Regions from separate parts of the Homo sapiens genome. Here region 2 is linked to region 1. Evidence: chromatin loops called from intact Hi-C (ENCODE). Cell type or tissue: sigmoid colon. All regions are shown on one strand. Each heading gives the region's core, and the rest is flanking DNA. Links, peaks and the distances in the headings are about the cores only.

Region 1 (16,417 bases), core at 8,418-16,417:
TCCTGTCTTTTTATTTTTATTATTTATTTATTTATTTATTTTTTTTTTTCGAGACAGAGTCTCACACTGTTGCCCAGGCTGGAGTGCAGTGGCGTGATCTCGGATCACTGCAAGCTCAGCCTCCTGGGTTCATGCCATTCTCCTGCCTCAGCCTCCCGAGTAGCTGGGACTACAGGCACCTGCCGCCACATCCGGCTATTTTTTTTGTATTTTTAGTAGAGACGGGGTTTCACCATGTTGGCCAGGATGGTCTCGATCTCTTGACCTCATGATCCACCCACCTCGGCCTCCCAAAGTGCTGGGATTACAGGCGTGAGCCACCGCGCCCGGCCTCAAGACCCTGTCTTTTTAAAAAATTAATTTCCTCTGAGAAGGATGTCATATATCTAACATCATACTTGTGTTTCTGGAGAGAGTTGGATGCAGTTAAGGTTTTTGTTTGCAAAGATCGTGTGCAATGGCAGGTCTGTTGGGGGTCCCATGGGTAGTTAGTATATTGTGTCCATGCAATGGTAAAGACAAGCTGGCTGAAACGGGAACTTAAGAGAACATATTAGCCCAAATATATGATAGCAAAGTATTTGCCAGTTGCTGATTGGAGGGAGGCAGTAATTTTAGTAGTATAGAAGCTGGCCTGTTTTTTACTCACAACACTTCTGACACTAAATGTATGGGTTTTTTCCCCTATACCAACTGATATGGTTTGACTGTGTTCCCACCCAAATCTCATCTTGAATTGTAACTCCCACAATTCCTACATGTCGTGGGAGGAACCCAGTGGGAAGTAATTGAAACATGAGGGTGGGTCTTTCCTGTGCTATTCTCATGATAGTGGATAAGTCTCACAAGATCTGATGGTTTTAAAAACGGGAGTTTCCCTGCACAAGCTCTCTTTCTCTTGCCTGCTGCCATCCATGTAAGATGTGATTTGTTCCTCCTTGCCTTCTGCCATGATCGTGAGGCCTCCCCAGCCATTTGGAATTGTAAGTCCATTATACCTCTTTTCTTCCCAGTCTCGGGTATATCTTTATCAGCAGCCTGAAAACGACCTAATACACCAACCAATTCTCCAACTCTCTGAAAACCAACTGGGTGTCCAGCAATTCAGTTTCATTCTGACACTATCTACCTGGAGTTCACATCAGTTCCCACGAGATTGCCCCATCTTTAGAGACCAGTCACAAGTCCCAGGCCTCCTGTACTTCTGACTGGCCAGTTAAAAATCGGGTGTTCTCATGACCCCCTCCTCAGTTTCCATAATTTACTGGAATAGCTCACAGAACTCGGGAAAATACTTTACTTACATTTACTGGCTTATTATAAAGGATGCAATTCAGGAACAGCCAGATGGAAGAGATGCCCAGGGAAGGGTATTGAGCGGGGGTGGAGGAGGGTACCCCCAGAGTTTCCATGCCCTGAGTGCTTCACTCTCCCGGGACCTCCACGTGTTTACAGAACCCTGTAGGGTAGAAGGGACTTATGGAGGTTTAATTACCTAGGCATGATTGATTAAATTATTGGCCATTGGTGACTGATTCAATCTCCAGCCCTCTCCCCGCCCCATAGGTCTGAGATGAGCCTGAAAGTTCCAAACTTTTAATGCCTTGGTCTTTCTGATCATCAGCCCCCATCTTGAAGCTATCTAGCACTCCCAGCTAATCATTTCATTAGCATGCAAAAGACACATATTAGCCTAAAGATTTCAAGGGTTTCAGGAGTGCCAGGAACTCTTAAGTGGAACTGCAGCATTATGATTGTGGTAATCCACCATCAGGCATCCTTCATTCATTCTAGGTTTAAGACCAGGACAATTTGGAGTGGAGAAAAACTGGGGACAATCACCCTTCTCTAAATAGGTCTTATATAATGGGTTTTGAGCTTATGGCTAGGTGCGGTGGCTCACATCTGTAATCCTAGCACTTTGGGAGGCTGAGGCATGTGGATTGCATGAGTCCAGGAGTTTGAGACCAGCCTGGAAAACATGGGAAAAAACCCATCTCTACAAACAAAAATACAAAAATTAGCCGAAACAAGTGGCGTGTGCCTGTAGTCCTAGCTACTAGGGAGGCTGAGGTGGCAGGATCACCTGAACCTGGGAAGGGGAAGCTGCAGTGAGCTGAGATTGCACCACTGCACTCCAGCCTGGGCCACAGAGTGAGACCCTGTCTCGAAAAGGTCCTAGTACATTTTATTTATTTATTTTTTATACAGAGTCACTCTCAGGATACCTAGTTTTATCTGTGTGAACAGTTTTAATAGGTTATGATAAAGGCTCAGGTTCTCATTTTGTTAAGCCAGTTGTAATTGCCAAAAACTTAATTTTGTTTTTGTTTAGTACTCACTAGGCCAGAGTACATGTCCATTGTGGAATATTTTAGGGCAACAGGCACTATGAATATGGGGAATTTAGGCAAATCAATAGTTCTTCTTCTTCTTTTCTTTTTTTTTTTTTTTTTTTTTTTTTTTTTGAGACAGAGTCTCGCTCTGTCGCCCAGGCTGGAGTGCAGTGCCATGATCTCGGCTCACTGCAACATCTGCCTCCTGGGTTCAAGCGATTCTCCTGCCTCAGCCTCCAGAGTAGCTGGGACTACAGGCGCGTGCCACCACACCTGGCTAATTTTTTTGTGTGTTATCCAGGCTGGTCTCGATCTCCTGACCTCGTGATCTGCCTGCCTCGGCATCCCAAAGAGCTTTTATTACAGGCATGAGCCACCGCGCCCAGCCTAGTTTTGTATTTTTTAGTAGAGATGGAGTTTCACCATATTGGCCAGGCTGGTCTCGAACTCCTGACCTCAGGTAATCCACCTGCCTTGGCCTCCCAAAGTGTTGGGATTATAGGCATGAGCCACCACGCCTGGCCTAAAGTTAATTTAGAACTTATGTTGTACAAGTGCAAAAGCCAACAAGACCCTCCCTTCCTTCTTTAAATATCTTTTTATTGTATAGTTTTTAGAGTAAATTTAAGATTTGCAACTGGGTTAAATCATGAACCTCTGTTAAGTTGTGTGTGTGTGTGTGTGTGTGTGTGTGTCTGGGGGGAGTTACTGGATGTACTTCAGGGGGAGGGAGCTTCTCTTCTCTGCTCATATTTACGTTTCTTCTTCTGGAGAGTCCCAAATCAGTACCCTCAGGGTTAGGGGCCACTTTCATGACAGCCATTTTCTTTTTTTTTTCTTTTTTTTTTTTTTTTGAGACGGAGTCTCGCTCTGTAGCCCAGGCTGGAGTGCAGTGGTGCGATCTCAGCTTACTGCAAGCTCCGCCTCCCGGGTTCACGCCATTCTCCTGCCTCAGCCTCCCGAGTAGGTGGGACTACAGGGGCCCGCTACGATGCCAGGCCAATTTTTTTTACTTTTAGTAGAGACGGGGTTTCACTGTGTTAGCCAGGATTATCTAGATCTCCTGACCTCGTGATCTGCCTGCCTTGGACTCCCAAAGTGCTGAGATTACAAGGCGTGAGCCACTGCACCTGGCCTTATGGCAGCCACTTTCATGGCAATTGTTATTTTATTTGATTTAGGGACTGTAGACTTAAGTTGGATTTTTATTTATTTTTTATTTTTTATTTTTTGGCAGTCTCGCTCTGTCTCCCAGGTTGGAGTGCAATGGTGTGATGTTGGCTCACTGCAGCCTCAAACTCATCAGCTCAAGTGATCCTACCACCTCATCCTCCAGAGTAGCTGGGACTATAGGCACCCAACACCACACCCAGCTGATTTTTGCATTTTTTGTAGAGATGGGGTTTTGCTGTGGTGCCCAGGCTAGTGGATTTTTTTTTTTTTTTTTGAGACAGGGTCTTACTCTGTTGCCCAGGCTGGAGTGCAGAGGCACAATCCCAGCTCAGTCCAACCTCTGCTACTAGGTTCAAGTGATTCTCACGCCTCAGCCTCCCCAGTAGCTGGGACTACACGCCCCCACCTCTGGCTAATTTTTGTATTTTTGGTAGAGATGGGGTTTTGCCATGTTGGCCAGGCTGGTCTCAAACTGCTGACCTCAAGTGATCTGCCCACCTCAGCCCCCCAAGTGTTGGGATTACAGGTACAGGCATGACTACTGCACCCAACCCCTGGATTTTTTTAATGACAAGGTCTTACTCTGTCACCCAGGCTGGAGTGCAGTGGCACAATCATGGCTCACTGCAGCCTCAAACTCCAGCAATCTTCTCACCTCAGCCCCCCAAGTAGCTGGGACTACAGGTACATGTCACCATACCTGGCTAATTTTAAAATTTTTTGTATAGATGAGGTTTTATTTGTTTGTTTGTTTTTTTGACAGAGTCACGCTCTGTTGCCAGGCTGGAGTACAGTGGCGCAATCTCAGCTCACTGCAACCTCCATCTCCCAGGTTCAAGCGATTCTCCTGCCTCAGCCTCTCGAGTAGCTGGGACTACAGGCACGCACCACCACACTCAGCTAATTTTTATGTTTTTAGTAGAGATGAGGTTTCACCATGTTGGCCAGCATGGTCTCAATCTCTTGACCTCGTGATCCGCCCGCCTCGGCCTCCCAAAGTGCTGGGATTACAGGCATGAGCCACCATGCCCGGCCTAGACGAGGTCTTACTATGTTTCCCAGGCTGATCTTGAACTCCTAGACTCCAGCAATTCTCCCACCTCAGCCTCCCAAAGCATTAAGATTACAGGCATGAACCACTGCACCCAGCCTTGAGTTGGATTTGAATGAATCCCTTGACAGTTTGATAAGGTGCAGCACTTAATCAAACCCAGCTTCTTTCTGGGTCTGTTTTATAGTTATCTGGTAGGGTGATGGTGGTGTCCTCTGACCCTTTAAGAGAGATGGAGTAAGGCATTCTGGCCTAGTTTTTATAAGGGTTCATGGCATGGAGTGCTATTGAGTGTTTTTATCTTTAATCCTGGTGACTGCGCTTCCTCACCGGAGCAACCACCAGATGGCCCTGTATGTTGCACAGAGTATCAGCCTTTCTCCTGCACACTCTATAGAACATAGGCTAATGCCTGGTTGGGACATACAACCAACAGTCACAAAATAATAAGTGTCATGCCCTTGAGCCTAGGATCGGCGATGGTTTATGCCAGAATCAAGACATACAATTCAATCTAAGATGCACAGATAGGTCCAGACGGGGCTCACATTTTAGGGCCACTTTAAGGACATCCTCAATTTCATATTTCTGTCTCAAAATGCCAATTATAGAAACTTTCAATTCAGGTCAGTTACATCTGTAACAGAGATTTAGTAGTCCTCAGCAAATGTGGAACAAAGCAGCACAGCTCGAAGTGTAAGCTTGCCAATAGGCAGCAGAATCAATAGCAAGCCAAAGTGAGAGGAGAGAGACCCCTGATGGTGGGTGGCTATCATCTAAGGTACGCTGTTCCCTGTGCCAGTTGTCTTGTGATTGCCCCACAGAGGAAGGGATCAAATCTCTACCCCAGATTTGGTTTAGACATCAAGATTGGTGATGCCACATACACACATACAGAGGGTTTGAAAAAGCTTATTACTCGTGTAATGAGGTTTTCTGTGCAGAACAGGGCAGGCTCTTAAGAAGGCCTAAAAACAGCTTGAGAACAAGGAGATGCAAGTGGCCCTGGGTTTTACTGTTAGGGAGTAAAGCTGGGGTGAGAGTTCTGATGCACAGGCCAGGGTTTTGTGGTTTGAATTTCCCTACTGGTGCAAGGGAGGAGAGTACCCTGGCATTAAGGGAGGAGAGTACCCTGGCATTATTATTCTTATCATTATTATTATTTTGGAGACAGAGTCTCACCCTGCTGCCCAGGCTGGAGTGCAGTGGTGCAATCTCGGTTCATTGCAACCTCTGCCTCCCAAATTCAAGCAATTCTCGTGCCTCAGCCTCCCAAGTTGCTGGGATTACTGGCATGCGCCACCATGCCCAGCTAATTTTGTATTTTCAGTAGAGATAGGGTTTTGCCATGTTGGCCAAGCTGGTCTCAAACTCCAGGCCTCAAGTGATCCGTCAACCTTGGCCTCCCAAAGTGCTGGGATTATAGGCGTGAGCCACCACGCCCAGCTTCTGCCTTTATTATTGGCTTGCCCAGGTTTTGGATAAAAGGGAAAGGAGGAGTGGGGGTGGGGGCTTGAAAACTCAGCAGTTGAACATCATGGAATCAACTAATTTATTACACTGGTCAATTATTTTGTAAAACTCGTCTCAATTTGAGTTTCATGTCTCTCATGACTAAACGTAAGCATACATTTTGGCATGAAAACCACAGAAGTGATGTTTACCTGTCTCAGTTCATGACATTATGAGGTACAGGATGCTAATAGGTGTCTCATGTTCATAGTTTAAAGATGGAAAAAATTTTAAGTTAATAGTTTTTATTTTAGTACTTTAAAGATGTTATTCCATTATCTTCCGGTGTACATAGTTTGTGACAAGAAGTCCACTGTATTTGTCTTCTTTGCCCTTCTAGGTAATGTGTTCATTTTTCTCTAGGTACTCTAAGATTTTCCTTATTAATTTTTCTATTTATTTATTTATTTATTTATTTATTTATTTTTAGATGGAATCTCATTCTGTTGCCCAGGCTGGAGTGCAGTGGTGTGATCTTGGCTCACTGCAACCTCCACCTCCTGAGTTCAAGCAATTTTCCTGTCTCAGCCTCCCGAGTAGCTGGGATTACAGGCATGTGCCACCATGCTTGGGTAATTTTTGTATTTTTTTTTTAGACAGAGTTTCATTCTTGTCACCCAGATTGGAGTGCAATGGTGCAATCTCAGCTCACTGCAACCTCCACGGTTCAAGCGATTCTCCAGCCTTAGCTTCCCGAGTAGGTGGGATTATAGGCACCTGCGCCACCACGCCCGGCTAATCTGTGTATTTTTAGTAGAGAAGGGGTTTCACTATGTTGGCCAAGCTGGTCTCGAACTCCTGACCTCAAATGATCCACCCACCTCAGCCTCCCAAAGTGCTGGCATTACAGGCGTGAGCCACCTCACCCAGCCTAATTTTTGTATTTTTAATGGAGATGGGGTTTTGCCATGTTGGCCAGGCTGGTCTCAAACTCCTGACCTGATGTAATCCGCCTGCCTCGGCCTCCTACAGTGCTGAAATTAGAGGCATGGGCTACCATGCCCAGCCTATTTTATTTATTTTTACTTACTTATTTTTTTTAGACAGAGTCTCACTCTGTTGCCCAAGCTGGAGTGCAGTGCAGTGGTGCAATCTTAGCTCACTTCAACCTCCGCCTCCCAGGTTCAAGCAATTCTCCTGCCTCAGCCTCCCCAGTAGCTGGGACTGCAGGCGTGCACCACTACGCCTGACTACTTTTTGTATTTTTAGTAGAGACAAGGTTTTGCTATGTTGGCCGGGCTGCTCTGCTCTTGAATTCCTGTTCTCAAGTGATCCACCTACTTCGGCCTCCCAAAATGCTGGGATTACAGGCATGAGCCACACGCCCAGCCAACCTTTTCAATAATTTGATTATGATGTGTCTTGGTTTTGATATTATCTTATAAGACATTGGTGCTCTGTTATTTTTGTGGATTTTCTGTGCTTTATTTTCAATAGTTTTTATTGCTATATTTTCAAGTTCACCAATCTTTTCTTATGCAGTGCTTCTGCAGTGTATAATCTGCTGTTAATTCCTCCTGTGCATCTTTCATTTTTAGATCATAAACTTTTCATCTCTTGAAGTTCCATTTTGGGTCCTTTAAAAATATATTTCTTTTCTCTCTTCATCATATTTATGTTTTTCTTTATATCCTTGGGCATAATTTATGAGATTTATAATGGCTATTTTAAGGTCCTCACCTACTAATTTCATCATCTCTGAATATTGTGGTCTGTTTCTATTGCTTTAGTTATCTACTGGTTATGGGTAATTTTTTCCTATTTATTTGACTACCTGGCAATTTTTTATTGGATGCTGAATATTGTGTATTTTGGGTTGTTGGGTGCAAGACATTGTTATATTCTTTTAAAGAGTACTAGAGAAAAATACAAAAATTAGCTGGGCATGGTGGCTCATGTCTGTGGTCCCAGCTACTTGGGAAGCAGAGGTTGCAGTGAGCCGAGATCATGCCACTGCACTCCAACTTGGGCGACAGAGTGAGACTCTGTTTCAAAACAAAACAAAACAGAAAAAACAAACACTCAAACAAAAAAACAGAGTGCTGAACTTTGTCCTGGCATATAATTAGTTACTTGTGATTTGTTTTCTTCTTTTAAGTCTTGCTATTAAGTTTTGTTAGGAAAAGCCCAGGTTGGCCTCTACTCCAGAGATATTAATAATTTAGCCCCACTAAGTCTCTATCCTTCTGAAGACTCTACCCAATACCTGTGTGTTATGAGGTCTCTTTACTCTGGTTGATGGAAACACAAACTATGCCTAGCCCTGTGTAAACTCCAACACTTGTTCGGCCTCCTGCTTTCTGGTTTTACTTTTTCCAACCTTCTGGAATTTCACCCCACACCTGTGTAGATCAGTCCCCAAAGACTTGAGGGAATCTCTAATGGTCTATGAGGCTTTGTCGCTTTCTCTCTGTCTCTCCCCATGCAGCTCTTGCTTCTCCAGCACTCTCTCCCACAAATTCTAGCTGTCTTCATGTCCTTGAACTCTAAACCCTGTCTCCTAAACTCAGTGAGACCACGGGGCTCTGTTTGGGTACTCCATGTAGCACTCTCTTCACTGTCTCCACGTAGTAAGCTGGGGCTCTGGTGAGGCTGAACTTATTTTTCTTTTCTCAGAGATCTTAGTCTTGCATTGCCTGCTGTCTAATGTGTGAAAACAGTTGTTTCATATATTTTGTTTAATTTACTAATTTTGGGTGTGTGTGGTGGGGGAAGCCATCTCTACAACAGTTTATCCTTCATGTGCAGAAGTGGAAGTCCCACAGTGATCCCTTTAAAATACATGGCTAGGCCAGGTGCAGTAGCTCACGCCTGTAATCCTAACACTTTGGGAGGCCAAGGCAGGTGGATTGCTTGAGGCCAGGAGTTCCAGACCAGTCTGGGCAACATGGTGAAACCCCGTCTCTACTAAAAATACAAAAATGAGCCAGGCATGGTGGTGTGCACCTGTAGTCCTAGCTACTCCGGAGGCTGAGGCACAAGAATCACTTGAACCTAGGAAGTGGAGCTTGCAGTGAGCCGAGATCGCACCACTGCACTCTAGCCTGGGCAGCAGAGTGAGACTCTGTCTCAAAATAAATAAATAAATAAATAAATAAAATAAAATACATGGCTAAAATCCAACCATGTACTTAACATTTCAAATGAAGTACTGAAATGGCTCTATAATTCAAACTTTCAGATATATCTAGCTTTATTATTACTATATATATATTTTTTGAGACAGAGTCTAGCTCTGTTGCCCAGGCTGGAGTGCAGTGGCATGATCTTGGCTACTGCAACCTCCGCCTCCTGAGTTCAAGCAATTCTCCTGCCTTAGCCTCCCGAGTAACTGGGATTACAGGCGGGCACCACCATACCCGGCTAATTTTTCATATTTTTAGTAGGGACAGGGTTTCACCATGTTGGCCAGGCTGGTTTTGAACTTCTGACCTTAAGTAATCCACCTGTCTTGGCCTCCCAAAGTACTAGGATTACAGGCATGAGCCACCGCGCCCAGCCTAGATGTATCTAGCTTTATATTTAAAATTCACAGGCTTCACCTACTTAAGTGTATATTTAATTGGTTTGAAGATGATTTCGTCTCTGGAAGGTTTTCCCAAGAATCTTTTACCAAGCCAGGGAAGAAAGAGCTTGGGACATTGGAGGAAGAGGAAGCAGGCTAGATGTGACCAGAGCAGAGGAAGAGAGGAGAGTGGTGTAGGATGAGATTGGAGAGCCAGGTAGAACCCAGATGATGCCGGGCCTGGGATGTCAGAGTGAGAAGTTTGGATTTTATTCCAAGTGTAACGGGAGGTCACTGAAAGGTTTTAAGCAAGAGAGTGACATGATCTGATTTTAAAGATCACATTGCTGTATGAATAATGGTTTCTAGGGGGCAACGGCAGAAATAGAGACCATTTAGGAAGCTGCTGTTGTAGTCAAGGTGGACAAATAGTGACTTGAATAAAGGTTGTGACGGCAGAAGTGTTTAGGGACTAGCGGTGTTCGAGTATCTACTGTGTTTGTCAGCTCGAAACACATGACAGAGAAATAACAGATGAATAAGAGAAATAGATCCTGGCCCTGTGGGGCTTCCAGACAAATGGAGTGGTTAATTCTTTTTTTTTTTTTTTTTTTTTTTTGAGACAGAGTCTCACTCTGTCGCCCAGGCTGGAGTGCAGTGGCACGATCTCGGCTCACTGCAAGTTCCGCCTCCCGGGTTCACCATTCTCCTGCCTCAGCTTCCCCAGCAGCTGGGACTATAGGCGCCCGCCACCATGCCCAGCTAATTTTTTTTGTATTTTTGGTAGAGACGGGGTTTCACTGTGATAGCCATGATGGTCTCGATCTCCTGACCTTGTGATCTGCCTGCCTTGGCCTCCCAAAGTGCTGGGATTACAGGTGCGAGCCACTGCGCCCGGCCTGTAGTGGTTAATTCTTAATACTTTGGGGGTCACAGACTCCTTTGAGAATCTTACCTAAGCTACAGAACCTCACCACAGAAAAAAGCACATAATCACTTTTTTTATCATTTTATGAATATTTCACATTCATCATGATAATTTCACCTGGTCAAGTGGATATTAAACGATAAGTAAAGGCTCATATATGTGTGGAGAACTAGTGCATACAGAATTATGGAGAAATGATGGTGGATCAGTGGAGCAACTGGGGAGCTGCTGGGGCACAGGAGAGTGACAGGACAGGGGCTCAGCATGCCTCCAACCCAATCAGCAAAGCATCCACACTTCCACAGCACTGTGCTGGGTGGGAAAGCTTGTTCTTGCCCTGGCTGAAAGACAAGATGCAAGCGATATAGTGCTTCATCAATGTTGTAGACCGAACATTTATCTCTCTCCAAAATGTATATGTTGAAATAGAATCTCCAATGTGATGGTATTTGGAGGTGAGGCCTTTGAGAGGTAATTAGGTCATGAGCCTTCATGAATGGGATTAGAGCCTTCATAAAAGAGACTCCAGAGGGCTCCCTCACCCATCTGCCATGTGAGGATACTGAGAAGATGACCATCTACGACCCAGGAAGCAGGCTTCACCAGACACCAAATCTGCCAGCGCCTTCACCTTGTCCTTCTCAGCCTCTAGAACTCTGAGAAGTGTTTGTGGTTTAAGCTGCCCAGTCTAGGGTGCTTTTGCTATGGCAGCTCAAACTGCCTAAAGCAGTCAGTAACCTCAGGATAGGAGTGGGCTGCCAGGTGGAACCCTCCCGAAAGGTTTCTGGATGGAAGATTTGAGTCACTTAAATATATATCATGCATCATGTGTGCGTGAAGAGAGACAGAGAGAGGCGGGTGGGGCAGGAGAATATGTACTGCCTCGTTATGCATGCTCATATAGTCCTGATTTGTTATGCTGTCATGTGATACATAACAATGTTTGGGTCAACAATGAACCACATATATGGTAGTCATCCTATAAGATTATAATACCAGGCCAGGCACAGTGGCTCACGCCTGTAATCCCAGCACTTTGGGAGGCCTAGGCAGGCGGATAACCTGAGGTCAGGAGTTCAAGACCAGCCTGGTCAACGTGGAGAAACCCTGTCTCTACTAAAAATACAAAAATTAGCTGGGCTTGGTAGCGTGCGCCTGTCATCCCAGCTACTCGGGAGGCTGAGGCAAGAGAATCACTTGAACCCGGGAGGCGGAAGTTGCAGTGAGCCTAGACCCTGCCATTGCACTCCAGGCTGGGCAACAAGAGCAAAACTCCATCTTAAAGATAAAAAAGATTATAATACCGTATTTTCACTGTACCATTTCTATGTTTAGATACACAAACACCACTGTGTTACAGTTGCCTACAGCATTCAGTATACAGTACTCATCATGCTGGATGAGTCTGTAGCCTAGGAGCGACAGGCTACACCATATAACTTAGGTGTCTAGTGGGTTATACCATCTAGGTTTGTGTAAGTATACTCTGATGTTATCACAATGATAAAGTCGCCTAGCAATGCATTTCTCAGAATGTTTCCCTCTTGTTAAATGGCACATGAGTGTATTTCAGTTTCTTTCTTTCTTCTTTTTCTTTCTTTCTTTCCTTCTTCTTTCTCTCTCTGTTTCTTTCTTTTTCTTTTTCTTTTTTTTCATGGTCATTCTCTTTCACCCAAGCTGGAGTGCACTGGTGCAAACACGGCTTACTGAAGCCTCAACTTCCTGGGCTCAAGCAGTCCTTCCACCTCTGCCCCCCAAGTAGCTGGGACTACAGGCACACACCACCATGCCCAGCTAATTTTTTGTTGTTGTTGTTTTTGTAGGGATGGGGTTTCGCCATGTTGCCCAGGCTGGTCTTGAGCTCTTGAGCTCAAGCAATCTGCCCACCTTGGCCTCCTCCCAAAGTACCGGGATTGCAGACATGAGCCACCTCGCCCGGCTATTTCAATTTCTATAGTGCTAGTAAAAATCCACTAAATTGTTTATCCAACTCATCAATAAGTTCAACCCACAGTTTGAAAACCCTAGTCTAGATTTTTTTCTTTCTATTCCCTTCAGTATGAACATGAGAAAGGCTCATCATCATTCCATATTTGATATTTTGACATAAATCTGCTGGATTTAGTTAAATTACAGTTCTCCCAAATAATCAGGAGAAATTTGACTAGAACTATCTTGGTATTGCCCATGGTTGTTGCTTCTCTTTGACAGTAAACCAAAAAATTAAGCGCATGGTTATGGAGTCTGACCGCTTGAGCTGGCTGCCCCACCTGCCTCAGTTTCTTTATCAATATCTGGGACATCATCATCTTAATAGTAACTGCCTCTGGGTAAGCCATGTAAGACAAATTAACACAAGGCCTGGCACATAGTAAGTGCTCAAAAGATGTTGGCAACTATTTTTATTTATTTATTTATTTATTTATTTATTTATTTATTTAACTATGTATTTAGTGACGGAGTCTTGCTCTGTCGCCCAGGCTGGAGTGCAGTGGCTCACTGCAAGCTCCGCCTCCCTGGTTCACGCCATTCTCCTGACTCAGCCTCCCGAGTAGCTGGGACTACAGGCGCCTGCCACCACTCCCGGCTAATTTTTTGTATTTTTAGTAGAGATGGGGTTTCACCGTGTTAGCCAGGTTGGTCTCGATCTCCTGACCTCGTGATCCGCCCGCCTCGGCCTCCCACAGTGCTGGGATTACAGGCGTGAGCCACCGCGCCCGACCTATTTATTATTTTTTAAACTGTCAATGTTGTTGTCTTACAGCGGAGACCTGAAAGCAGCTTAGCCATGAGCAGCGCTCAAATAAGGAAAGAAATTCTTTGCAATAAATAGGGATCTTTGAAAGGTTTTACGTTGGACCCGCCTTACCGTGGACAGACACTAGAGGGTGCTCCTCGCTCAGAAAGCCGAGTGTTTCCAGGCCCGGGACCTCTGCCAGGAAGCGCTTCGACTGCCGGTTCTGAAACTCTCTCTTTGGGTCTGGTAATTTACTGGGGAGAACTGGCTGCTGCCTTGGTTCTGAAACTAAAGGCTTTTTACGGAAGTAGGAGGAGACTGCAAGAGGCTATATGGAGCAGAAATGTGGCTCCTTCAAACTTTCACCAATTGGCGTTCTGCCGGACTGTGACTTGGAGGATTCCAGCAGTGTCTCATTCACCCATGAGCCCCAGGGTCTAGCACACATAGTGTCTGGCAGACAGTGAGCGCTTTGTAAATATTTATGGAATGGGACCAACCGATGGAGGCGTCTGAGACCTAAATAATTATAATTACAAATTGGCAAGTGCTGGCACGATGACCACAGACCATTAAGGGCGCTCCCAGAAGAGTGGGGGCTGGGGAGGATTGGCCAGAATGGCTTCCTGAAATTCAGGAGCCCTGGCACTCTCTGGGGTACACAGAAAAGATCTTCCACATCCGGCTTTTGGATATTTAAAAACAGCTTCATGCTCCATTTTTTTCATGTCCTTCCTGTGGAATGATTTCTAGGCTTTTCACTAAGTTGATCGCTCCCTGCAGACTTGTAGGAAGGCAAATAATAGGTTAGCACCTACTGGGTTCAAGCATCTCCTATGATCTCCATTATCTGATTTAATTGTGTCTTTATCTCATTTAATCCCCACAACAACTCTCTGAGACTAAGGCTATTATCCACATTCTACAGATTAGAACTTGGTAAGGTTTGATAACTGGCCCAAGATCACACCATTAGGGAGTGACAGGACCAGTATTTGAACCCAGATAGTCTAGCAGCAAAAGATGCTTTTAAAAATTTTCACTTAAAAGAATAACAACAACAGCAACTAACAGTATGGAGGGGGCCAGATAGTTTTCTGTGTTTTACATTTATTAACTCATTTAAGTCATTTAATTGCTATACACCTAGATGTCATCCTTTCTATTAATACATTGTTAGTACTGAAAAGTGAAGAGAATGATACAACAAACACCCATGTACTCATCACCTGGCATGAAAAAAAGGTTAATGTTAAAGTTGATATTATCCAGCCACAACAATCTTGAAAAAGAACAAAGTTGGAGAACTTGGCCCAGTGCGGTGGCTCATGCTTGTAATCCCAGCATTTTGGGAGGCCAAGGCGTGTGGATTGCTTGAGCCCAAGAGTTCAATACCAGCCTGGGCAACATGGTAAAAATACAAAAAATTTCTACAAAAAAAAAAGTTTCTACGAAAAAAATACAAAAATTAGCCTGGTGTGGTGGTGCTCGCCTGTGGTCCCAGCTACTCAGGAGGCTGAGGTGGGAGGATCACCTGAGCCCAGGGAGGTTGAGGCTGCAGTGAGCCAAGATAGCACCACTGCACTCCAGCCTAGGCAAAAGAGCAAGACCTTGTCTCAAAAAAAAAAAAAAAAAAAAGTTGGAGAACTTACACTTTCCAAGTTCAAAAGCTACAGTAATGAAAACAATGTGGTACTGGCATAAGGATCAACATGTACATCAATGGAATAGAATTGAGAGTCCAGAAATAAACCTGTATGTTTACGGTCAAGGTATCAAGACAATTAAATAAGGAAATAAGTTTTTTTCCCCACAAATAGTGCTGGGACATCTGGATAGCCACATGCAAAAGAATGAATTTGGACTCCTATCTTTTATTGTCTACAAAAATTAACTCAAAACGAATCAAAGACCTAAAGATAAGAACTAAAACTATAAAACTCTTAGAAAAAACATAGGTGTAAACCTCTATGACCTTGGATTAAGCAATGGTTTCTTACATACAACACCAAAAGCACAATCAACTGAAGAAAAAATAAATCAATTAGACTTCATCAAAATTAAAAATTTGAGTGTCAAGGCCCTATCAAAGTTAAAAGATAAATCACGGAATGGGAGAAAATTTTTGCAAATCATAGATCTGGAAAGGATCTTGTATCCAGAAGATAGAAGAGCTGTTTTTCTGTTGTTGTTGAGACAGAGTCTTGCTCTGTCATCCAGCCTAAAGTGCAGTGGCATCATCATAGCTCACTGCAGCTTCCACCTCGTGGGCTCAAGCAATCCTGTCACCTCAGTCTCCCGAGTAGCTGGGACTGTAGGTGTGCACCACCATGCCTGGATAACTAAAAAAAATTTTTTTTATAGACGAGCTCTCACTATGTTGCCCAGGATGGTCTTGAACTCTTGGCCTCAAGCGATACTCCCACCTCTGCCATCCAAAGTGTTGGGATTAGAGTGAGCCACCTCATCCAGCCTATAAGAACTCTTGTAATTTAATAATAAAAAGACAAATAACCCAATTTAAATTTGGGCAAATGACTGGAATAAGCATTTCTCCAAAGAAGATATACAAATGCCAAGAAGCACATGAAAAGATAGTCAGCATCAGCCAGGCATGGTGGCTCATGCCTATAATCCTAGCACTTTGGGAGGCCAAGGCAGGTGGATCACCTGAGGTCAAGAGTTTGAGACCAGCCTGGCCAACATGGTGGCACCTCGCCTCCACTAAAAATACAAAAATTAGCCAGGTGTGGTGGCAGATGTCTGTAATCCCAGCTACTCAGGAGGCTGAGGCAAGAGAACTGCTTGAACCTGGATGGTGGAGGTTGCAATGAGCCAAGATCGCACCACTACACTCCAGCCTGGGCAACAAGAGCAAAACTCCATATCAAAAAAAAAAAAAAAAAAAAGATACTCAGTATCATTAACCATTAGGGAAATGCAAATCAAAACTTTCAAACCCACTAGCATGGCTATAGTTTAAAAGACAATAACTAGTATTAGCAAGGATGTAGACAAATTGGAACCCTCATAAATCACTAGTGGGAATATAAATAGGTGCAGCCTCTGTGGAAAATGGTTTGGGAGGTCTTCAAAAAGTTCAATATAGAGTTACCGTAAGACCTAGAAATTCCACTGCTAGCTATATACCCAAAATAATTGAGAACATTATATA
Region 2 (8,000 bases), core at 1-8,000, 210 kb after region 1:
TTAAGACTCTTTTTCTTGCAGCAGTGGTTTAAACAGAGGAACAAACAGGAAGATCTTGTCGCCTTTGAGGGGCTGTGGTTGGGCCCCTCAAAGTGACTTTGGAGGTTCTACGCCACTCATGGTCACCCAGTCCCCCAGTTAATCCCAAGTGGGAGCTCCCAAGCAATTGCTGTGCCTGACAGAATGTGCCAGGTACTTGATATGAGGTTTGTCAAATGCCCAGATCCCAGTGATTGCAGTCACCCTGCCCTCTCCCGTTTTCTGCAGACCGAGACGCGGGCACCCAGCACCGCACCTGGGCCCACTTCATCCAGATCATGAAGGTGGAGGAGACTGCAGCCAGCAAGTGCAACTGGCCAGCAGTCACACAGCTCCATGACTCCAAGGTTGAGTTCCTGCTGCCTCACTGGGTCCTCTGTGGCCAGCAACAAGCCACGTGTCACCACCAAGAGGCCCGACATCTTACAGGTGAAGGGCCCTCTCACCCTGGGTGTGACCAAATAAACTCCTCAAGAACACCAAACCAAACAAAACAGGACGTGATGCTCTGACCAGAACTCTGTGCCAAACAAGAGGGAGGCCTGACCCAGCCATTCAGAGAATCAGGCATATCCAGGACCAGGATCTCAGACACTGAGACACAGTACCTGCCTCTCAGGTGGTCTCAGCTGAAGACATTAGTGCTGAGATGATGAGGCCAGGGTGGGTGGGGAACTTTCAGGTGGGAGTACAGGTGAGACAAGGGAGCAGAGCATGCTAAGAGGAGCCAGGAGAGCTTCCAGAACACCTGTGGCTCTCCTATCTCCCTAACAATTCCTGCTTCACTCGAGTTTCCTTCCTGGACAGGAATCCTGTCTTCACCATCAACTGGCTGCGAGACCTTGAGAAAGTCACTTAATGATGCACTGGCTGGGTGAGGTGACTCACGCCTGTAATCCCAGCACTTTGGGAGGCCAAGGCAGGAGGACCACTTGAGCCCAGGGCTTTGGGGCTGCAGTAAACTATGATTATGCCATTACACTCCAGCCTGGGCAACAACAGAGAGAGACCCTGTCTTTAAAAAAAAAAAAAAATGCTGGGTACAGTGGCTCATGCCTGTAATCCAAGCTCTTTGGAAGGCCGAGGCAGGCAGATCACCTGAGGTCAGGAGTTCGAGACCAGCCTGGCCAACATGGTGAAACCCCATCTCTACTAAAAATACAAAAATTAGCTGGGTGTGGTGGCACATGCCTGTAATCCCAGCTATTCAGGAGGCTGAGGCAGGATAATCGCTTGAACCCGGGAGGCGGAGGTTGCAGTGACCAGAGATCGCGCCATTGCACTCCAGCCTGGGCGACAGAGAGTGAGACTCCATCTCAAAAAAAAAAAAAAAAAAAAAAAGAGTAATGGAAAGCCCATCCTTAAGCTTTTGTAGGATACATGGTGGCCCAGCCAAAGACTGGATTTAATAGCCCTCCTTGCAACTAGTTGTGGCCATGAAACTAAGTTCTGGCCAATGGAAGGTGAGCAGTAGGGAGCTGTGCAACTTCTAGATCCCATGCTTAGAAGGAAGAAAGTTGCTTGCTCTTCATTTTTCTCCTTCCTGCTGATTGAGAAGTGGTAACACCTGGTGTAGCCACCTTAGCCACAGAGATGGAAGCCACATGTTGAGGATGGCAGAGTCACTCTGAAAACCCCGGGCTGCTCACCTCTTACTGCTACATGAAAAATAAATGATCTTCTTTCGGATCTATCTTACCTAAGCCCCTGGATTCTGGTGCCTCTTTGTTATAGCAGATTACCATGTACCTTTAATTAATGCAGCATGTTTTTTAAAAATAATCCTTTCCTGTTAGAAAAGTGGGCAAAAGGCATTAGGTGATGGTTTACTCACACAAAAAAGGGCTACAAATGGCCTTTACATATGTGAAAATATGCTGAACTTCACTTAGAAGAGAAATGCAAGTTAAAACCACACTATGAGACTATTTTACATTAATCACATTGGCAGAAATTCAAAGGCTCAACCATACACTCTGTGGCAAGGCTGTGTGGGAAATAGGTATTCTCATAGTTGGCTGGTGGGAGTGCAAAATAGACCAGGCGCAGTGGCTTACGCCTGTAGTCCCAACACTTTGAGAGGCCAAAGTGGGAGGATCGCTTGAGGCCAGGAGTTCCAGGCTGCAGTGAGCTATGATTGCACCACTGCACTCTAGCCTGGGCAATAGAGAAAGACCCCAACTCTAAAAAAATAAAAAATAAAAAAAAAAAAACAGAAGAAAATAAACGTATCAGAATTGGCACTATCTTCCTCCAAGAGGGCAAAAGCTTGTCCCCTTGCTCCATGAGGGGAGTATTTCATGCTCTGGAGCTCCCCATGGGCTCAGGCTGCATCTGATCTCCAAATGAGATCAGATCCTTACTTCCCCTTTCCCCGTTTCCCCCGCTTCCCTTATGTCCTGCTCCGGAGAACAGTCTGTCCATCAATCACTTGCACAAGCATCCCGGTTTCAGGCTATGCTCTAGTGAACCCAGCCTAAGATACATGACGCTTACTAACCAGTCAGTAGCAAGGAAACGGAATGGCCAGCACTCGCTTCAGGCTCTGCCTCTGTGTGAGTTGCTGACACACAGAACATCGCAGAGGAGGAACACCGGGCCCAAACCGGTGAGTGATTAAGAAGAAGAAAACATGGTTCTTGGTAAGGCAATCAAACTAACAGAGGTGCTCTGGAAAGTCACACTCTTGGGGGAAGAAAAGAAGTAACCCTTGACCAGGCGCATGGGCTCACCCCTGTAATCCCAGCACTTTGGGAGGCCGAGGCAGGCGGATCACCTGAGGTCAGAAGTTCGAGACCAGCCTGGCCAACATGGTGAAACCCTGTCTCTACTAAAAATACAAAAATTAGCCGGGCGTGGTGGTGGGTGCCTGTAATCCCAGCTACTCGAGGCTGAGACAGAAGAATCGCTTGAACCAGGGAGGCGGAGGTTGCAGTGAGCTGAGATCATGCCACTGCACTCCAGCCTGGGTGACAGAGTGAGACTCCATCTCAAAAAAAAGAGAAAGAAAACTGCAAGATATTTTCTTTGTTTTTGTTTTCAGACAGGGTCTCACTCAGCTGCTCAGGCCGGAGTGCAGTGGCACGATAATAGCTCACTGCAGCCTTGATCTCCTGGGCTCAAGCGATCCTCCCACCTCAGCCTCCTGAGGCCCGGCTTTTTTTTTTTTTTTTTAAGTAGAGATGAGGTCTTGCTATGTTGCCCAATATGGTCTCAAAATCCTGAGATCAAGTGATCCTCATGCTTTGGCCTCCCGAAGTGGTAGGATTAAAGGCGTGAACTACTGCATCTGGCCAGATCTTAGCTGTTGGAATAAGGGTATTGATTCATTAATTCAATAATTTACTAATCGAGCACCTACTCCATGCCAGGTACTATCCTAAGCACAGTGAACAAAACAGGCAAAGATCCCTGCCCTCAAGGAGCTTAAATTATAGAAAGAATAAAGATGAAAAATACAGTAGTAAACATAACAAATAATGATATGGGTAAGAAGTTCATAGAGACTAGGGAAGAGACAATTGCAATCTTAAATAGGGAGATCAGGCAGGTCTCACCGAAAAGGCAAGATTTGAGCAAGACATGAAAGAAACTAGGTGCTGGGAGCGGTGGCTCACGCCTGTAATCCCGGCACTTTGGCAGGCTGAGGCGGGAGGATCACCTGATGTTGGGAGTTCGAGACCAGCCTGACCAACATGGAGAAACCCCGTCTCTACTAAAAATACAAAATTAGCTGGGCGTGGCGGGCCTGTAGTCCCAGCTCCTAGGGAGGCTGAGGCAGGAGAATCGCTTGAACCTGGGAGGCAGAGGTTGCGGTGAGCTGAGATTGCGCCACTGCATTCCAGCCTGGGAAACCAGAGCGAAACTCCATCTCAAAAAAAAAAAAGAAAAGAAAAGAAAAAGAAAAGAAAAACCCAAACCTCGGGTCTCTCCAAAGTAGCTCCCACTGAGCTCCCTCTGCTGGACAAATGTGAAATTGCTTCCCTTTTTAAAGATAATCTACCGATAGTTGTGGAATGCAACAACCATGTAAGACTAACCTTCCAAAATGGATTAGAGGCCCGGTGCGGTACTTTGGGAAGCCGAGGCGGGCGGATCACTTGAGGTCAGGAGTTCGAGACCAGCCCGGCCAACATGGTGAAACCCCGTCTCTACTAAAAATATAAAAATCAGCCAGGCGTTGTGGTGCACGCCTGTAATCTCAGCTACTCGGGAGGCTGAGGCAGGAGAATCACTTGGACCCAGGAGGCGGAGGTTGCAGTGAGCCAAGATCCAGTCACTGCACTCCAGCCTGGGTGACAGAGTGAGACACTCCCGTCTCAAAACAAATAAACAAAAAAGTGGATTAGGGGAGAAAGGCTCCCATGAGACACCTCCACCCCCATTATTCACCATCCATACCCTGGGGCTAAGGCCCTTAACTGGAGAGGAACTGGGATGGATGAAAGCACCCCCCACCCCGGGCCAGGCGCAGTGGCCTGTAATCCTGGCACCTTGGGAGGCCGAGGCCCATGGATCTCTTGAGGCCAGGAGTTAGTTCGAGACCAACATGGCAAAACCCCGTCTCTAAAAAAAAAAGAAAGAAAGAAAAGAACCCCCCCAAGCAAGCCTTGCTCTGAATCCTTACCAGGCCTGGAAATTCTCAAAGAAGACAAGCTTCCTGGTTTGAGTTTTTTAGCAGTGACTCCCGCTAAATGAAATGCTCAAGCCATCAGGTGTTTTAGGAATTGTAGCACCAGGAAGAAACAATACATAGTGCTGGCCAACCGAGGCCTGAGATTTTTTTAAAGCCAATGTTGCAGGAAGACAACCCCAGACAGACATACAAAAGATTCCCGCAATCGTAGGAAGTGGATGGCTCAAACTGCACAGTTCCCAACAGGAAACCCTACTCATTGCTTGTCTTTGGAGCATTCCTGAAGGATGCTTGTTATACAAGGGAAGTCTTCCAAACAGGTAGACCATAGGGACCAAAGAACTCACTGTCCAGGAAGTGAGTTACATAAAAACGAGGCTTGTGAACTTTGTTGGTTCTGTCATTGGCTGCTTCTATCATCTACCTGTACAGCCTTGTCCAGCAAGACACAACACAGCTCCTGGACCAATGGCCAAGTATGGTGCTTCCTTGGAGGTGTCCCTTTTCTTAATGGTAGCTATTGTGAATGTCTCTTTTTTTTTCCTCCCACTATTGCATATGAGTAGTGATTAATAGTAGGTATTGCCAATCAATTAAAATTGGGAAATTGTAATGGTCAGTAATATATAAGGAAATATACCTTAAAATTGATACTACATATGTGTGTATATTTAGGAATATTTTGTGTTCGAAAAATTCAATGAACCAATAAAATTAGATTAACATGTCTTGGTCACTAAAATGCTGGCAGGTGCAAAACTGATTATAGAAATAAATTGGGAGGCCAGGCGCGGTGGCTCATGCCTGTAATCCCAGCACTTTGGGAGGCCAAGGCAGGTGGATCACGAGGTCAGGAGTTCAAGACCAGCCTGGCCAAGATGGTGAAACCCCATCTCTACTAAAAATACGAAAATTAGCCAGGCATGGTGGCAGACACCTGTAATCCCAGCTACTCGGGAGGCTGAGGCAGCAGAACTGGAATTGCTTGAACCCGGGAGGTGGAGGTTGCAGTGAGCTGAGGTTGCACCATTGCACTCCAGCCTGGGCGACAGAGCAAGACTCCATCTCAAAAAAAAAAAAAAAGAAAGAAAGAAAAGAAATAGATTGGGCTGGCCGGGAGCGGTGGCTCATGCCTGTAATCCCAGCACTTTGGGAGGCTGAGGCAGGCGGATCACGAGGTCAAGAGATGAAGACCATACTGGCCAACATGGTGAAACCCCGTCTCTACTAAAAATACAAAAATTAGCTGGGCATGGTGGCGCATGCCTGTAGTTCCAGCTACTCGGGAGGCTGAGGCAGGAGAATCGCTTGAACCCAGGAGGCAGAGGTTGCAGTGAGCAGAGATCGCACCCTTGCACACTAGCCTGGCAACAGAGTGAGACTCCATCTCAAAAAAAAGAAAGAAAAGAAAAGAAAAAAGAAAAAGAAAGAAAGAAAATAAAAGAAATAGATTGGGCTGGGTGCAGTAGCTCACACCTATAATTTCAGCACTTTGGGAGGCCAAGGCAGGAGAATTGCTTGATCCTAGGAGTAGTGAGACCAGCCTGGGCAAGATAGTGAGACTCAGTCTCTACCAAAAAATTAACAAACTGGGTGTGATGGTGTATGCCTGTGGTCCCAGTTACTCAGGAGGCTGAGGTGGGAGGAATGCCTGAGCCTGGAAGGTCAAGGCTGCAGTGACCCATGATTGTGCCACTGCACTCCTGCCTGGTTGAAGGAGCAAAATCCTGTCTCAAAAAAAAAAAAAAAAAAAAGGCTGTACCATTTGACTGTTTTTTTTTTTGAGACGGAGTTTTGCACTGTCACTAGGGCTGGTGTGCAGTGACACAATCTCAGCTCACTGCAACCTCTGCCTCCCGGGTTCAAGCAATTCTCCTGCCTCAGTCTCCCGGGTAGCTAGGATTACAGGTGCCTGCCACCACGCCCGGCTAATTTTTAAATATTTTTAGTAGAGACAGAGTTTCACTATGTTGGCAAGGTTGGTCTCAAACTCCTGACCTCATGATCCACCTGCCTTGGCCTCCCAAAGTGCTGGGATTACAGGCGTGAGCCACCACGCCCAGCCCATTTGACTTTTTTTTAAAGACAGGGTCTCGCTCTGTTGTCCAGGCTTCAGTGCAATGGCAAAATCATAGTTCACTGCACCGTCAAACTCCTGGGCTCAAGCAATCCACCCACCTCAGCCTACCAAATAGCTGGGACTGCAGGCCTGTACCACCACGCCCCACTAATTTTTTGTAGAGATGGGGTCTCACTATGTTACCCAGGCTGGTCTCAAACTCCTAACCTCAAGCAATCCTCCCACCTAGGCCTCCCAAAGTACTGGGATTACAGGTGTGAGTCATTGTGCTGGCCTCACATTTTTTAATTTTTTAAATCAGAAGAGAGGGAGAAGGAACTTGGAAGTTAGTGCAAAGATAATGACTGAGAACCATAGACTGAAGGTCTAAGTTGTTGAAAAAATGGAATGCAGGCTGGGCACGGTGGCTCACGCCTGTAATCCCAGCACTTTGGGAGGCCGAGGCGTGTGGATCACGAGGTCAGGAGATCAAGACCATCCTGGCCAACACGGTGAAACCCATCTCTACTAAAAATACAAAAAAAAAAAAAAATTAGCTGGACATGGTGGCAGGCGCCTGTAGTCCCAGCTACTCGGGAGGCTGAGGCAGGAGAATGGCGTGAACCCAGGAGGTGGAGCTTGCAGTGAGCCGAGATCGCGCCACTGCACTCTAGCCTGGGCAACAGAGCAAGACTCCGTCTCAAAAAAAAATTATTTATCTATCTACCTATCTATCTATCTATCTATCTATCTATCTATCTATCTATCTATCTATAAATTAGCTGGGCGTGGTAGTGGGTGCCTGTAATCCCAGCTACTGGGGAAGCTGAGGCAGGAGAATCGCTTGAACCCAGGAGGTGGAGGTTGCAGGGAACTGAGACTGCGCCACTGCACTCCAGCCTAGTGACAGAGCAAGACTCTGTCTCAAAAAAAAAAAAAAAAAAAATTAGGCAGGCGTGGTGGCAGGCACCTGTAATACCAGCTACTTGGGAGGCTGAGGTAGGCGAACTGCTTGAACCCAGGAGGCGGAGGTTGCAGTGAGCCGAGATTGCGCCATTGCACTCCAGCCTGGCAACAAGAGCAAAACTCCATCTCAAACAAAAAAGAGAGGCCGGGTGCAGTGGCTCAAGCCTGTAACACCAGCTCTTTGGGAGGCCGAGGCGGGCAGATCACGAGGTCAGGAGATCAAGACCATCCTGGCTAACACGGTGAAACCCCGTCTCTACTAAAAATACAAAAAAAATTAGCCGGGCGTGGTGGCGGGCG

Evidence for each region. Hi-C counts contacts between places; a loop is a spot of excess contacts. Peaks named below come from ENCODE experiments on the same cell type or tissue, not always from the same donor. Only the 100,000 strongest peaks of a DNase experiment are listed, where the experiment ranks them.
Region 2: a loop joins it to region 1, with 8 times the contacts of the local background. A loop is called at or near these places in 95 of 110 quality-filtered maps.

Annotation. Positions count from the first base shown.
Region 1 is chr17:48,658,424-48,674,840 of GRCh38, forward strand. The region is part of intron 3 of LINC02086 (long intergenic non-protein coding RNA 2086); the gene reads left to right. Among named protein-coding and RNA genes, the nearest start is that of LINC03057, 20 kb to the left of the region's middle. In sigmoid colon, for the core only: a CTCF peak has its summit at 13,383 (motif pointing right); a DNase peak (open chromatin) is centred at 13,418; H3K4me3 peaks cover 617 bases; H3K27ac peaks cover 254 bases; H3K27me3 peaks cover 1,633 bases.
Region 2 is chr17:48,880,853-48,888,852 of GRCh38, forward strand. All of the region lies in intron 2 of LOC105371814 (a long non-coding RNA gene), which reads right to left. LOC124900395 (small nucleolar RNA SNORA68) reads left to right here; the gene lies at 1-115. Among named protein-coding and RNA genes, the nearest start is that of ATP5MC1, 7.9 kb to the right of the region's middle. In sigmoid colon, for the core only: a CTCF peak has its summit at 4,010 (motif pointing left); no DNase peak of the experiment used is centred there.